Linked DNA regions of Mus musculus: region 1 is linked to region 2. A link is a loop called in an ENCODE intact Hi-C map of the cell type or tissue named here. Cell type or tissue: left cerebral cortex. All regions are shown on one strand. Each heading gives the region's core, and the rest is flanking DNA. Links, peaks and the distances in the headings are about the cores only. Region 1 has its middle 29 kb from the start of D16Ertd519e. Region 2 has its middle 29 kb from the start of D16Ertd519e.

Evidence for each region. A loop is a pair of places that touch in the nucleus more often than their neighbours do. Peaks named below come from ENCODE experiments on the same cell type or tissue, not always from the same donor. Only the 100,000 strongest peaks of a DNase experiment are listed, where the experiment ranks them.
Region 1: it touches region 2 in a loop (2.3-fold over the local background); 2 of 42 quality-filtered maps call a loop at or near these places.

The regions. Positions count from the first base shown.
Region 1 is chr16:70,641,595-70,649,937 of GRCm38, forward strand. No RefSeq gene overlaps it. Among named protein-coding and RNA genes, the nearest start is that of D16Ertd519e, 29 kb to the left of the region's middle. In left cerebral cortex, for the core only: a CTCF peak has its summit at 3,683; DNase peaks (open chromatin) are centred at 359, 1,186, 2,280, 2,788 and 4 more places; H3K27ac peaks cover 1,297 bases.
Region 2 is chr16:70,582,811-70,591,153 of GRCm38, forward strand. No RefSeq gene overlaps it. Among named protein-coding and RNA genes, the nearest start is that of D16Ertd519e, 29 kb to the right of the region's middle. In left cerebral cortex, for the core only: no CTCF peak of the experiment used is centred there; DNase peaks (open chromatin) are centred at 3,368 and 5,932.

The DNA of each region.
Region 1 (8,343 bases), core at 266-8,265, 59 kb after region 2:
ACTATACATTTCCCCAAGGCATTTCAACCTGACAGACTGTAAGTGCTTCAGGACTTAGGACTAAACTGCTTCATTTTTGAAGATTCTCTCTCTTACCTATGTCCATTCCCCTCTTTGCATTTATTATAGAATAGCACTGAATACGTGTTCAGAATAGTTATCCATCTTGTAAAGAGTAACCTGTTGATAGGAGAGGACTGTAGAGACAGTACGAATAGTCTCAAATTTGTCAGAATCCAGATTAGACAGCAGCTCAGCTCTCTTTCTTAGAGCTACAGCCACTACAAGAAAATGACAAGCCTCCCACTGCAAATCTGCACATAAATTCCCAATGCAGGATACTCAGATTCCAGAAGAATATAATGTGCCTTTCTCAATGCCCCAAATAGGAGACATCAAATGATGACTGGCGGTTACTGGTAGCTACATGTTTCTAACTCCTAATGGTTGATACACTAACTGGATGTATCATCCTCCCTCCACAATTTCAGAGCTATGCATTCCTACACTGGAATACTCCCTAAATTCTGGCTGAGGATTCTGGATAACTTGACTACTTGAAGCCCCCCTTCTTCCTTACAGACTTATAGAAACACACCTCCACTATGCCTTGTATTCCTGAACTCTCATCAGGTCCTTCACTATGTCTGTTTATCTATAATTTTGATACCTGAATTCCCTTCATAGCCTCACCAGCCTGATTTCTATCTGCCTATGTTATCAATAATGCTTTTAATAAATTTCTTAGTCCTATAGAACTAGTGTCCCTCTTCAACCTCAAACATGAGACTTTTCAGACACAGCTCTCTGGTCCTTCTGTTGTTATGATTTCAGTAACTAGTAGGTCAAAATTAGTGGCTATAAACAGAATTAGTTAGGACCTCTAAGTATTAGTGGATTGGCTGTATGTGTGACACATAACATGGGTTAGAGACATTTCTCACTCCTAATAGTGCTAAGGTATGAATAGATTATAGGTGAGTCTGAAAGGTAATCTTTTCCTGAGGGTGTCTTGGGGAGATGAAAAAAAATGGAGAATATGCTGTTAGAATATAAATTCGGCCTCCGGGGAAGCTGTTCTAGCTCAAAAGATTATAGAGATCTTTACAACTTTCAGAAGACATTCTGCATACACAGTAACGTGGGATATGAGACCTGGATGAGCACCAGAAGTTATTGATGGATGGCTCTTTCTGGAGCAGAAATGAAATATTCCCTACTGCGTACTGCAATGGACACTTACACTCTTATGGGCGATCCCTGAAGAAGTGGGAGTAAAAGTTGCCTATGTAAAATAGACATAAAATTAAGTAATAGAAAAAATACTGTATGTACTGCTGTTGTACGTCTTTTAACTTTTAAACATTTTTAATTTATTTTTAATTATGTTTATGTGTGTGTGTTTGCACGCAATGTGTCTGTGTCTGTATATATGTACACAAGTGCATATGCTTATATAGCCCTGATTAAGAGACCCCTGGAACTGAAACTAAAGTTGGTTGTGAACAACCCAACACATGATATAGATAGATAGATAGATAGATAGATAGATAGATAGATAGATAAGAGCGCAAGCGCTTGTGTGCTTTTTAAAAACTAATTGATAATAGTAATAACTGACAAAAGAGACTCTGTAATTTTATTTTTTTAAAGTGTGTGTGTGTGTGTGTGTGCGCGCGCGGGCGTGCGCACGGGGACAGGCGTCTATGCCATGACATACCCATGAAGGACAGAGAACATTATTTTGGAAATTGATTCTCTCTTTCCACCGTGAGTATCAAGGGATCAGACTCAGGACATCAGGCCTAATGGAGCAAATGTGCTTACTCACTGAGCCCTTCTTCATGCCCTAAAATAGTTTGTAAAGATTTGAAAGGTGATTAAATGTGGTCCCCTTTCCCAGGACCTCCCTTCAAAGTCATGAAAAATGAGGCAATAGAGCAGGTCACTGATGCCAACTTTTCACTCCGGGTCCACTTGGGGAAGACTTCCTTTGGCAGGATTAGTTCATTCATCTCCTTTGAGCTTTCTCCTGGTCCTCACAGGCTTTATATGGAATGCTTTCCTCCCCCTCCCCTCCCCCCCTTTTTTTGGCTGAAAATTTTCAGAGCTCTATTTATATCAAAGGGGACATCAAGAACCATAACACTCACTAAAAATGAAATCCTACGGCTCAGCCTGCCAACCAGCAGAGGAAGCTTGCAACTGTAAGTGAATCTCTTAAGGCAAGTCACGCACAGAGGAGAGAAGACAGGAAGAGGGCCAGGCAGCTTATGATAGAATGAGAGACGGGGCAGACTGGGAGCGGCAGGCAACAAAACCTCAAAAGACTCACAAAGAGAAATCTTTGGCTTAGCTCTCTGGAAGCCAAGAGACAGGGAAAAAAAAATCATATAATAGAGGCTGCTTTAGGTGTGGAAGGACATTGCCAAGCCCAGGGACTGGTACTGCCCAGGATGTCTGCAGCTCCGAGCAGCAGGGTGAGCATCCCACGGACCCTGAGTTTGCAAAGCCTCTGGGTTACGCGTCACACTTGGCAGCTGTATTTGATGCTCCCCTTGTCAACTGTGTCATTGTTCAATATAAAGGGCAAGAAGGAAAGAGCAGCAGCGACATCTTAAATATTAAGGTTATACAAATGACACCCTCAACATGAGATCAGAGCCATAAACATTTCAGAAAAGGTTGTTTAAATGCTCTATGTATCTGCTATTTTTATATAAGCTGACACCTCCATGGTGGCCTTGAGAAAATGGAAAAAAAAAAAACCTTTAAAGTAACCACCCTCTTTCTTCTGATCCTCTATTAACTTGTGGCTGCTATTCCCACACAGCAGAGAGATAGAACACAGAGACAGGTCATGTATGACGGGTACAGAAGGGTACTTAGAGGCAGCAAACACGTGTATCTTCATTTTCCAAATTAGATCCCTCCGAAATGTTCAGGGGCTTCTCCTTTCTTCTCTTGCAGTGTTTAATCTCTATCCTGTGAAACAGGAAACACTGTCCTTATTTTACTCTGAAGCGACTTTAATGGCAGAGATGAATCTCGATATGGAGGAAGGTGACAGGAACCCGGAATTGTTATTCAATCTCAGTTCTGTTTTTCCCCTCTATGATGATTTCATTTGTCAGAGTAGTTTTAATGCAAAGCTTGTGATCGGGATTTTTTTCCCCCCTTAAACAATTGGTACTACCATCTGTGTCACCTGAGGCTTCTTTTTTCCAATTATTATGCGTTGTAGCTTCGTGTAATGTGACACAATGAAAACATAAATAATTCCAGTCTTTCTTTGCCGGGAGAGAAATCTCCAGACAGTTACATGGTGCCAGCATACCGATTCAAGAGCAGGTGAGGTGACGTAATATTCTTCACACAGAACATGCCACTTTTTTTTTTTCTTAAACTTCATCTGCTCTTTAAAATGCTTTGTTTAGTCTGATTAGCAATAGACTTCAGAGGCATTTTCTAGGGCATAGACCTGTGTGCCTGCAAACTTCCCACTGTGCTGATGAAGCCTCCCTTCACCTATGCTGAGCCGCTGGAGTTCAGAACAACCCTAGGGCATTTTTGTTTTTTGTTTTATATCTCGTTTGTTCTTTCTCTTTGTTCTCTTCCATTCAGAGGAAGGTGTGTGCTAATGCCAAGTTGTTAGAAGTGTACCCAGCAGGGGGTGACTATGAGCTGTTTGGATTCTTTGAAACACCTCTTGCTTATTTACCTAGTGTGTTATATTACAATTAGAGAGCAGCCTCTTCATGAACACAAATGCCCACTTTACAAGCTGTTTATCTTAGTTAGAAATGATTCAGCTTAAAAAAAAAATGGACTTTGAGTGTTCACTCCAGCCCTCTATTATTAGCTACTAGTCTCCTCCCTGAAAGGCCAGGAGCGATGAATGTTGTCTATATTTTCTGGAATAAAGCTGTCTACCAGGAAAATCATACACCTTAGTGAATAATTGAAATGTTATGTCTGGAAAATGCTGGACTTCAATAGTAACACTCTCTTCTCTGGTGTTTTTCTAGGTCAGACAGAGCATGCCCTTGGGCCCCTATGGTATCCTAGAAGCAAATGCTACAACTAAATACCGAATGGTTAAGTTTACTGGCTAAATTTTCAGAATAAATCCGAGTGATAATCAAAAGCTGTGTGAAAGTTCTTAAGAGCTTGCATTGGTGATCCAGGTTCACATTTAGCTTGTGGATTCATGCAACATTCAAGCTGGCTGCTTTTGATCCATTATTTTTGTTTCTACATGTTTTGCTCTCACTGGGCACAGCGTTCAGAGATGGTGATAAGAAGGCGATCCCTTTCAGAGAGTTTTTGTTCCTAAGGTAACATCTCTGTAATCCATTCTCCTCTGAACATTTTTCCTCTCAGATTTGCTGGACCGTGTAAGCAGGGAGACTGATGAGAAAGTATCAGGGAACAGCAGGGACTTGGGGTTTCTGTAAACTTTTCGCTCTGAAGGTTACCTGGTTATCTTTTCCCAAACTAACCACTGCTGTCCCTCGGTACTCTGACATTCTCTAATTGCTCTAGTTGATTGTGAGGCAAGATACCAACTCAGATTCATGGCAGATTTAAGGTTTTTTTTTTTTTTAGGCATTTAGTTGGGATAATCTCCACTCCCAAAGCTTCCTTTGTATAATTTGGATGTGAGCAATCCAGGAATCCTACATAAAAAGCCACCTTTTGATTATTTAATTGTATTTTTGATATTTTATTTTACCGATTGACTTCTAAGCAGGGCAGGTTCTATTTTACCTTGAAGAGGTTGAATCCGGCTTGTAGATCAAGAAATTACTCAGCTCATTATTGTCTATTCCAGAAACTTGGTGCAAATTATGGTTCTCAAAAGTCCTGTTGGAAACCATTCCTTTCTTGCTTTCCATTCTTCACATTATTAAGGCATTATAAGATGAATTGACTGGTCTGCCATATAATCACGAATGCTGAATGTCTCAATATTGTTCATATGCCCTACTGACTCCCCGAGTCTATCCAAAATGGCAGTATTTGGGCAAAAGGAATCCATTGATATACAACTGGGCTAAGATAAAGCTACAGTTATGAGGGAAATCGGAGTAACTCAGAATTATCAGTTAAGTTTTATCACTTTATTCATAAAGGATAGTAGTAGAAAAATTTACCTCAAATTTATTTTATTTTTGATATTATTTTAAATATCTACCTATTTATATATTTATTATCTATCTATCTATCTATCTATCTATCTATCTATCATGAAGTATTAGACGAGGTACACATGCCAGTCTGTTGGTGCAAGGACAACACTCTGGAATCAATTTCCTCCTTCTACCTTTATGTAGGCTCCAGGAGTAGAGCTCAGGTTGGCAGGTTTGCTCAGCAAGCACATTTACCATGCAGCCATCTCTCTAGCCCTCATTTACAAATTAGTTTTATCTCATACAGAAAATGTAATAATAGGTTAGGACTGAGAGTAAACAAACATATAGTAAATATTTATTATAAAACAAGTGAAGACTGGAGGAAGAAAATCAATTACATGATGGAAGAAGATAGTTTCGTTGTTTTTTTATGCCTAGGTGGGTGAAATATGACAGGCACATAGCTCTACTTAAGTGCATAAATAGAAATAAATGTCAGTATAGTATAAAATTTAGTGAGGAGATCAAGAAAGGGGAAGGGTAGGTGATGAGGAAAGGCAGGATGCAGGAAAAATGATCCAGGAAGCAGAAAAGAGGATATAAGGATAATTGGTTTTCTATTCTTTCATTTTTTTTTAAAGCTGTCCTTTAAGATTCCCTATTATATTTGTTTAATAGATACACTGGGGAAGGGTTTCTGAGGTTTGCCTTGGCCAATATTGTGGGAGTTTCCTACCAACAGGATTGACTTAAGGGAGAAAAGCAGAGTCTATTAGTAGTTCATTGGGAACTAGAGAAGTGAGTGGTACCTTAATATAGCTGTATGACGTTTTTATTTGTTAATTAATTATTATCAAGTGATTTTTTAAAATGGAAAGGGACTTAAAACGTGAAAAACAATATAGCTGAAAGTATGATGTGCTTACAGACCGGATCCTGGCATGGCTGACTTCTGAGAGGCCCTACCTGCAGCTGACAGAGACAGAAGCAGATCCTTACACCCAGCCATTGGACTGAGTCTGGGACTCCTTTGGTGGAATTAGAGGAAGGATTGAGGAAGCTAAAGGGGAGAGCAACCCCATAAGGAAGTCTTACCTAACCCAAGGGAGCTCCCAGAGACTGAGCCACCAGTTGGAAGCATACACAGGCTGGTCCAAGGCCCCTGGCACATATATAGCAGAGGTCTACCTCCTCTGGCCTCTGGGGGAAGCTGAGCTTAATCCTCCAGAAACTTGAGGCTCCAGGAAAGGAGAAGGCCTCTGGGGTGGGGGTGGGGGGTAGTACCCTCTTAGAGCCAAGGGGGAGGAGGAATGGGATGAGGAACAGTGGGAGGAAGAACTGAGCAGGGACAATGACTGGAATGTAAATAAACAAAATAATTTACATTAAAAATAGAGCTGAAAGCAATATAGTCACAAACTAGGTAATACCCAACGTTAAATTTCCTTTTTTTATGCTCAACTGAAATCTCTCTTGTTTGAGTTTCATGAAACCTTTGACCTGCCACTGACATGTAAAACTACATAGAGAATGCAAATTCTTTCATTTACATGTGTTCCACACAACTGGAGTTGGTTGAAGACAATAATCAAGATTCAATTGTACACTGTCTTTTATTTGAAATCATGGTGTAGTGACTTATGATTGGATAGTGACGTAAAGGTTTCAAAATTTTATTATATTCAATTTATTGCTAACAATTATATGAGACTAGAGAATGTAATTAGAAATGTTCTTGCTAGTGAGCAATTGCTTCTAGATTCAAAGAGAAGGCAAAGGGAGGAATGCCCTGGGTAGTTCTAGTGGGAGGGGGGGGAGTCTCTGAATGTCATGTAACACAGAGCACAGCTGAACATGTAAAGACTTGGAAGTCAGAACAATAGGCCTATTTTGAATTGTATTTATTGGCTTCTTCCTTGCTTCATACTATCATTGTTGACGACAGATTATCATAAAACAGAAACTACTTACCTGTCATATCTCAGCTTTGGCAATTTCAGAGCATCTGAGTTCTTTCTGCTTTACTAATCCTAAAAAACGGCCTTGGTAGGCAGATGAGAATCCTGTCCTTGTAGATGCCAGAGGTGTGGCAAGATGCTGTTCCCATGTCCATACAAGATGGCTTTCAGGAAAGGCAATCAAACAACACCCACACACTATGTAATATGTCAATATAATCTTGTGGCTGAGGAAGCTGGAATTCGGGTAATCAGGTAGTGTTTCCAAGCTGATTGCTTGCAGCAGGTGATAGTCAAAGAACTGCACATAAGATCCAAGGACTGCCCATTAGATCTGTGATGTATGTTTCTCATTTTCTTCCTCTTGTTTTTATTCTTTCAACCTGTGTTATTACAGCTTTTAGCTAAGTGCCTCCATACAATGATTTAGTGGCACTTTTCTGCAAATATTTATTTTATGAATATTTTGCTACTCAGAAAAATGACCTATGAAAGCAACAAAACTCAGAGAGAAAAGTAGAAAAGTTAGTACCATTAGTGCTGTTAATGTATACTTCCGTTAAGTCACATAAATTATTCTGGACATCTCTGCTGTAATGGGAAAACTGTCTACATTTTCCATTGAAAGAGCATTAGGCAGTAATCTTATGTTTTAAAGATTAATCTCTTTGATAATCATGTCTTAAATTTTGACCCACTTTCTTTAAGGTTCTAAAAATTCCGAAAGCTCTGTCAATCACTGTGTCAACAGCAGATTTCTGAACAAAAACCTGGATACCTACACTATCTGGTGGCAATGTAATCTGCATCTACATATGTAATTCCCCCTACAGTACCAGGGTAAGGATTCTCTATACATCTAGAGTGATTGGAAAGTACAAATAGTTCCCCTTTAATTGGGAGAGTGATATTTGATACCATGAAGAACAAGAGGATAACTGAAAAACATGAGTGAGAAGAATTGAATGACATTTTTAAAGACTTCTTTAGGTTTTAATGAAACCATATTCCACTTGGTCTGGAAGAAAATGGGGAATAGTAGACAATATGCTTGTGAAGTGTAAGGGCAGGACAGATTTCAGGTGTGACTGGACCCAACTGTTAGGTGGATCTCCTTGTCATCTAAGATGCCTCCCTCTTTACCAGCTAGGGACTCTAATGAGCTGTCTGAATTCTCATGCAGGTTCCTCATGCTGCAGGCTTTTAGGAGCCCCTAGTGGAAACCATCTGTGTTTTGGATCACACAAAAT
Region 2 (8,343 bases), core at 106-8,105:
TCATCTGTTATCTGCTAATGTATTGAGACTCCATTACTAGTGCTAGTAACAGAAAGATAAAGAAGTCTATTGATCTCAACTCAGTTTATATGGAGCAAACAAATGGATGTTCATGGAAGAATCTACAAATTATATGTCTTATATCCATTCTTCTGTCATTTAAGAACAGAACCATTATTTATGTGACAGAACATGTGTGCAGCCATACAATGAAATTCCATGTGAAGAGGAAGTTAGTTCTTGCTTTTAGACTGGCCCCTTCCAGGGAGGAAGATGGGGTATTTACTAATATCAGCCGGTTCCTTCCCTATTTGCTGCTTTGATGATGGACAAAATATCTGGAGATCCCTGTCTTTAGCGTAAGATGACTTCCTATAGTAAAAGTTAGACGGGGTGGGTAAATGGGGTACTCAACTTCTCACAATGTTAGCCCAGTCACGCTTCGATAAACTGTCTTTGTTCTGTGTTTATTTCATGTCAGAAAGTGGTGCTACTCATAAGCTTCCTAGTGTATGCAGACGTTTTTGTTATGGATTGCCAGTCCCCATACTATGAAGATCATTCACTTACTGATAAAACTGAATAATTTTAAGTGAAAAAAATCAGAGGCCTGGCTGTGTAAGACTAGAGTAAAGGGAGCAAATAGAAGTCAGGACACTAGAATAGAGGAGGTAGGAAATTATATAGAATGCTCCCTAAATACACACTGATCCATCCAACGTGAACCAGTGTTCCAGAGAAGTTGAAGCTCAGGGTCTACAAAGAAAAAGATATGGACAGTATAGGATTTTAGACAGTAGCCTACGAAATGGCCTTAAAAGCTAATCTGAGAATATTAGATTCTATTTCTGACAGACTACACCATACAATGTACTTAAATATGAAATTCTAAATATATATGAAACAAAAATAAATAGTTGCAGGGCAAGAGAGTATTTTAAAACTGAACTGTCCTTAAAAACCACACTTGAAGTGATCTGTCCTCACATCATTTGGGAGAACCTCATAAGAACTACGGAGTGAGCAGTATGCTGGAGTCAGGAGATTGGGGCCAGGTCTAAAGGTTGCTCCCCCTCCCAGGCTCCCCTCTCAGAGTTCTTCTCCTATCCCTCCTCTCCTTTGCCTCTGAGAGGGAGATGTCATATCCTCCTACTCTGGGGCACCAAGTCTATATGGGTTAGGCATATACACTCCCCCTGGGGCCAGGCAAGGTAGCCCTCTGCTGCATATGTGCCAGATGCCTCACACCAGCCTGTGCATACTCTGTGGTTGGTGACTCAGTCTCTGGGAGCTCCCAGGGGTCTAGATTAGTTGAGACTGCTGGTCTTCCTTCAATCCCCTTCAGTTCTTCGATCCTTCCCCAGACTTTTCTTCCTTAGGGGTACTCAGTCTCCTTCCAATCATTGACTGTGAGTATCTGCATCTGTCTCAATCTGCTTCTGGGTCAAGCCTTGCAGAGGACAGCCATGCTAAGCTCCTGTCAGCAAGCACAACATAGCTTCATTACTAGTGTCAGGGATTGGTGCCTGGCCATGGTATGGATCCAAATTTGGGCTGGTCACTGGTCGGCAATTCCTTCAGTCTCTGATCCATATTTGGCCCTGCAATTCTTTTAGACAGGAACAATTCTGGGTCAAAAATGTTGAATGTGGGTTGGTGCCCCCATCTGTCTACCAGAGGTCCTATCTGACTACTGGAGGTGAGCTCTTCAGGTTCCACGTCCCCAGTGTTAGGTATTTCAGCGAAGGTCACGCATATTGAGCATTGGGAGACTCCCCATCCCAGTTCTCCGGGACTTTCTAGAGGTACCCCCACCCCAAGCAGCTGCCTATTTCTATTTATTCTCCTGGTCCTCTGCGCCTCTCTCCTGTCCACCCCCCCCCATACCTGATCCTGATCCTATCCCTGCTATTATCTTCTCCCTCCCCAATCTCACCCAAGTCCCTCCCTCCCTCCCTCCCTCCCTCCCTCCCTCCCTCCCTCCCTCCCTCCCTCCCACCCTTCATCCCTCTCCCTCCCATGACTACTTTGTTTCCCCCTTCTAAGTGGAATTTAAACATCCTCACATGGGTCTTTCTTCTTGTTTAACTTCTTAAGATCTGTGGGGTGTCTCATGGATATTCTGTATGCTCTGGTTAATATCCACTTATCAATGGATTATTATGGGTCTGGATTACCTCACTCGGGATGATATTTTCTAGTTCCATCCATTTGGCTGTAAAATGTGGAATGTCCTTGTTTTTAATAGCAGAATAGTATTCGTTTGTGTAAATGAACTACATTTTCTCTATTCTTCAGTTGAGGGACATCTGGGTAGTTTGTAGTTTCTGGCTATTATGAATAAGGCTGCTGTGAACATGGATCGCATGTCCTTGTGGTATGGAAGGGCATCTTTTGAGTATATGCACAGGAGTGGTATAGCTGAGTCTTTAGGTAGAGCTATTTCCCATTTTCTGAGGAACTACCAGATCCTCCTTCAAAACATTTCAACATTTATCCCCCCTATCCTTTCACCTGTTTATTAATCCACTGGCACTTCCTTTACCCAATATTGTAAGGATAATTTTTCTATGCAATTTTCTTTGGAAAGTTATGAATCAGGAGGTCCTTGCCCATGATCCCATCTTGAATTAAGACTTGACACTTAAGTCAAAAGATATGGTCCAGCTGTATCCATTATGTAATGGTACATGCCTGAGTGGTGCTTCTAAACCCTCTTCACACCCTTAAGTGTTCTTCAAGGGGGAACCATTTCAGAGTCTTAACAACTAGCTATGCAGTGAGATTCTGAAGATGCTGGTGCCCTGAGGCCATAGGAGTTTTAGCAGAACTACATAGGTGAGGATATGAATTAGTCACCCCTAAAGGGTGACAGCTGCTTTTGTCAATAGGATAATTAAACATTTCTCAAGTCCTTGCTCCATTAATTGAATGCCTTCTCCTAGGCCTTGTTCTTCAAATCCTCAGGCCACTTTTTTGAATATGTAACACCACTTATCTTGAAAATTCTTCATCCATGAAGTACCCCCAAATACTCTAGGTCAGGGGCAATCGGGAAACAGATATCAGAAAGAATATGCCGAACGTAGGCCACTTGATAGAGACAAATGTTAAAGAACTGTCAAAGCAAAGGTCAGAAGATTATTCGTGGTTTTGCAAAGTTCCGGAAATGTCAGAATTAGAGATATCTCCAGGTCATGAACTCACTCCTCCCAGCGCCAAAGTCACTGGTCCTCAGGCAGACACCCAGACACTGCTGGAAGTGTCTCTTGATTATCACAGCTGCCTGCAGCACTGAAATGGGTAATTCTCAGGAGGATGTCTGAAAGCCACTGGCAAGATTCCCTCTCTGCCATCTGCCGATACCCTTTCTCTAAGCAGAGTGAGGAAGTTGCTGAGAAAGAACAGCCCGTGTACTGCATGAGACACGTGCAAAGATTGCTGAAAAGGAGTTGATACTGCACCCACTTTCCACTTGGCAGAGTAATAACGAAGCATAGGGATGACTCCAGGAGACGAAAACCATGCAAAGCAGTTTTAGAAATCAAGAAAAGAACTGAGAATTGTTTTACAAACTTTAAGATCGTTCTTATCATATGTAAACTCCTGGTCACTTATAGTCATGTGGGAAAATGAAAAAGAGCCACACTGATATCTATTTGCTGTATAGCACAGTGATTTGAAACATTTAGAAGTACTGATAACCTGTTTACCTCTTTGTATAAAACCCAATACATGTTTACCTCTTTGTATAAAATATGCCAGAAGTAGTTTAAACAGTGTTTGCCTTATTATCACATAGCTTATTCAGATGAAAGAACATCTTTCCAATATCGTTGTGAATTACATTATTTCTAAGTTGGAAACAACTTTCAATGTTTTGTATCATGAAGTTGCAGTGCTATGTGGTATCTCTAAGAGTTCCTTTATTGGAGCATTTTGTGCTAGCATCACTTCCTCTCTAGGACATCCCACTTCACTTTCTTCCCTAATCGCTTTCTTGGATTGTATCACACTCACATGGAGGAGACTGGTGCAAGTCTCTTAAATATAGGGCATAGCACTACTTTCATGGTAAGCTTGTTTTCTGCAATATTATTTGCACTGGATTTGAATTGCCATTCCAGCATTATCCGACTGCACTTTTCATTGCTATACTTTCCTGGTTCTTGATTTTCATGGTTGACTCTTCTGGTTATTTACTTTTGTAAAATGTCACATAGGAGACAAGTCAATATAATTATTGCATGCCCTACGTACGTTCTGTGCATAAACTGAAACACAGACATCATCAACAATTACCAATACGTTTTGAAGGAAGTTATGGTATTAGGTGCCAATCAGTATACCCATTTGCCATTTGTATAATGAATTATCAACTAAATAGCTAGTGGCTAGTCTCATATTTGTGCATACTACCTATCTAATACATCATAGTGACTGAAATATGAAACAGGTTGCTGTTTTGAATTGTATTATTTAACTAAAATATGAAAACTGAAACTCATATATTGGACGGTGCTTTGGAGGGATAATCTCATTGACTCCAACAATGAGTGGGACATAAGGGTTGAGAAAATGAAAAGGGATTGATGTCTTAAATATTGAAGATAAAAAGCGATGATGCTAACAATTTTCATAAGTAGAAGCAGTAGAAAAATTAGAAGCAAAGATGGAATTAATGCAAGCTCTATGGCCTTTAAAGGTACAATATTTCATAAGGCTATAAGCCTTCAAATAGGTATTTCAGGGGGTTTAGTGATACAGTGTAAATTTGGATTATGTCCTCAAAAAAAGTTCTAAGTAAAACTAACAGTACAGATTACTGCGCTCAGACTCTTCCAAATCCTTCCATGAACAAGTAAGAGCATGGTAGCATACAAAAGTGTAAAAATTATCTAATACGCAGTTTGGTAACAAGGTAATGAATTTTTAGAACAGAATCTGGGATAGCTATAAAATGTTGCTGAGAGGTAAGAGAAATTCTACATAAAAATTAATTGCAGGTAAGGTTTGGCAGTATACATCTTTAATCCCAGCTTTGGGGTGGATGAACCTAGAGGATAACATGTTGGTAGAAATCTTGGGTTGCCGGCTCCTTGCCAGCACATCCAGCCGAGAAGAGAGAGGTCTCTCCAGGGCTGAGCAGGATGGCAAGTGTCCATGGCTCAAAAAGAAACACACTGAACTGGGAGTCTTGTCAAAGCAGGAACTTTATGGCATCAGCCTTTCTTTCGCTTATATAAGTTCAGGACATACGAAGTATAATTTTTGGTGGGGTGAGATGACATAGGAGGCAGGGAAGGGTGACCAAGAGTATGGAGTGACTGACAGGGCCAATGGCAAAGCTCTACATCAGCAACAGCAGGGCAAAGGGAGGGCCAAATTGGTCTTGCTAAGTCACATGGATACTGAAGTGACTGAGACAGGTCTCAAAACTCGAACCAGGCTTAGGTTCTCCCACAAGGCCGCAGAAACTCGAGCCAGGCTCCAGTTGGTCCTCAAGGCCCAAACCAGTGCCAAAAGTGGGGCCCAACATTGGGTTGCCTAAGAAGACCATGTCTCACAAAGCAATGTCACTAGTTTACCTATCTAGAGCACTAAGTAAGTCTTTGGGGGAAAAATGTATCATTAAAGCGCTGGGATGTAAGAAGACTGACAATCTTCAGAATAGGTAGAAACTTGGTAGCAAGTGTGGAATATAGTTTTGAGGTTCGTCAAAGACGATTAAATTCTTTGAGGAAAAACAAAACATACCCCCTCTTCTTGAGAAAAAAAAAGTTGTATGTTTTGTAGAAGAGAAGATGCTAGCAAATAGTTAAAGTGGGAGATGGTATAAGCTCAGAAAAAGCAGAGAAAGAAGCTAGAAACAGGGAGACAGCTGACTAAGTATGACTCAGACATACAGAGAAGAGCGGGGTAGGTGCTGAGACCGAAGCCTTCTCTCTTGACCATGAAATAAAGTGGAGAGGCCACTCCACAGAAAAGAATAGGGAAGGTCAAGATTCCCACTCATGAAATGCTGGGGGTGGCTTATAACAATCTCTCAACAGGAGCTGAGGGAACCTGTCTGAAAACATTGTTTAGAAGTTGTTTTGCCTCATCTAATAGATTAAAGCACATCATTTTGACTTATGGATAAGGCAGGTTTTATGAAGTTTTAAAGAAGAAATCCTAGTACTTAGCTACCTGAGAATTAAAATGAAGAAAATTTCCTGGGGAGATAATAGGGCTACATCAGACATAAATCAAGAAAGTGACCTTTTCTTGGTAGAAAAAAGCATTGTTAAAGAAGATGTCGGAGTCAAGATAGTAAAATAAATTTCAGAGAATTGAAAAGAGTTACTATGGACAGAGTGATAGAAAATAAGTTTACTAAGAGTAGCAACAATTCTTTGTGTGAAAAGAAAAAAAATTCCTGTATCTGTATTCAACAAACGTTCATCAATGTGAAATACTTTATCTTTCAGTTCAAATATGTAATTAAATTCATACAACTGTAGGGTGCCTCTTCAGTTTTGCATGTATTTATAATCTTTTTTTTCAAAGAATTATATCAGGCTGCTGAATCTTCTACTTTTCGTGTGGGAAAAGCCACACACACTCCCAAACACACAGTACAGCATTATTTCTGATTTTTTTTTTAGTCACTATTATTACATTTTTTTCTTCTCTATCAAATAGAAAAAAAATCCTACCCAGGTATTGTAAAAATACAGATTACCTTTTTACAGGAAAGAAAAAGAAAAGACAGTGATGCCTAATAGGTTGAGGACTTTGGCTGGGTGACCTGAAACAAAATGCAGAAATGTTTACTGTCATATAACTTGAACTTAATCAAGATGGTTCTTACTAAACCACAAACTTGGAATTGATCATATCTCCTCATTTTCTTAGTTTAGCATGACAATAAAAATATCATTTCTATCTAATCTGCTATTCTGGAACCACTAAAAAGAAGATGTGTGTGTGGGTGTGCGTGTGTGTGTGTGTCTGTGTGTGTGTGTGTGTGTGTGTGTGTGTGTGTGTGTGTGTGTGTGTGTTTGTGTGTGTGTGTTTGTCTGTGTGTGTAGTGATTGAATCCAATACTAAGACATACTAGGCAACCCCTGTAAGATTAAGCAACAGTCTAAGTACTATTACCCGCTGACCCACTTGCCATTCTTCACCTTACATGTTGAGATCTGCTGCTATGCTAGAAATCTGTGCTCACAGCCCACTTTAAATTACCCCAGAGGGGATAGTTATGGAAAGCATCTAGCATATTTGTGTAGGTTGGATTTAATGCAATTGTGAAATGCATTTCAAGTCTTGTTTCTAGATTCCCCTTCCTCTGATTTCAAAGCATGTGACATGCTTCAGAAACATCTTTATTTAAAACCATTTCATGATTAGAAAACTACCATAACATAGATATATTGTGATTTATTACTGTATAGTTATACAAACTTGAATCTTAATGAATTATATGCCATATCCTGCTTTTTTGTTTTACAAAGCAGAATGAACTTTTTAACAATTATGCATAGAACAGTCTCAATTAATTTAGTTAAGATTATGATATTCCCAGTAGAGGTTTCCTTACATATCATTTACCTCTTGGTGTTTTGCCTTCTCCATTTCTAAAATGTCCTTACAGCTAAGCCCACTGGCTCCAAAATACTGAGATCAAAGTGTGGGTTAGTTGTGTCATGCCTTGAACTCAGAGGACTAGATAGATTTGGATATTTCCTTTTGCAGGTGAAGGAAGAGAGTGTTCCCTCTAAAGATGTTCACCTACTGAAAAAAATGGAGGTAAAACATAGCAACAGTCAGCATGGTAGTTGGACTGTCACGCATCCTAAAATAGGTTGTTGCTTCCACAGTTTGGCCTGCTTTTCTACAATACAAGTTGGAAGAATAGGAATAATTGCCTTACTTTTGAACCTAAGTTACTTTCACACTTAATTTTTCATAAAAGTGTTTTCCCGGGTATGAAAAGAATTAAAATATCTTATGTTTGGACAGTCTTAGAGTAAACCGGTGGAAAATAAAATTAACTGCAACGAAACGGTGTGTTATGCATCACTTTAAAAATTATTCATTTTTAAAATTTCTTCTATTGAGCTACAGTGTTTCCTCATGATTGACCTTCAGATGATAGAAAGGAATATTGCCTTCTACCACAAACTTAAACAGACTAGTCTCTGGTCTTCCTTGCTTATAAAACCATAAATTAAATTCACAATGCTAAGGCTTAAGGCTGAGGTCACTGGGGTGTCTTTTAATGGGGATGTATGAAGTGAAGCATTACGACTTACTGTATGGATGTCAGTGTCTGCCTGTAACCATTGTGCATTTATT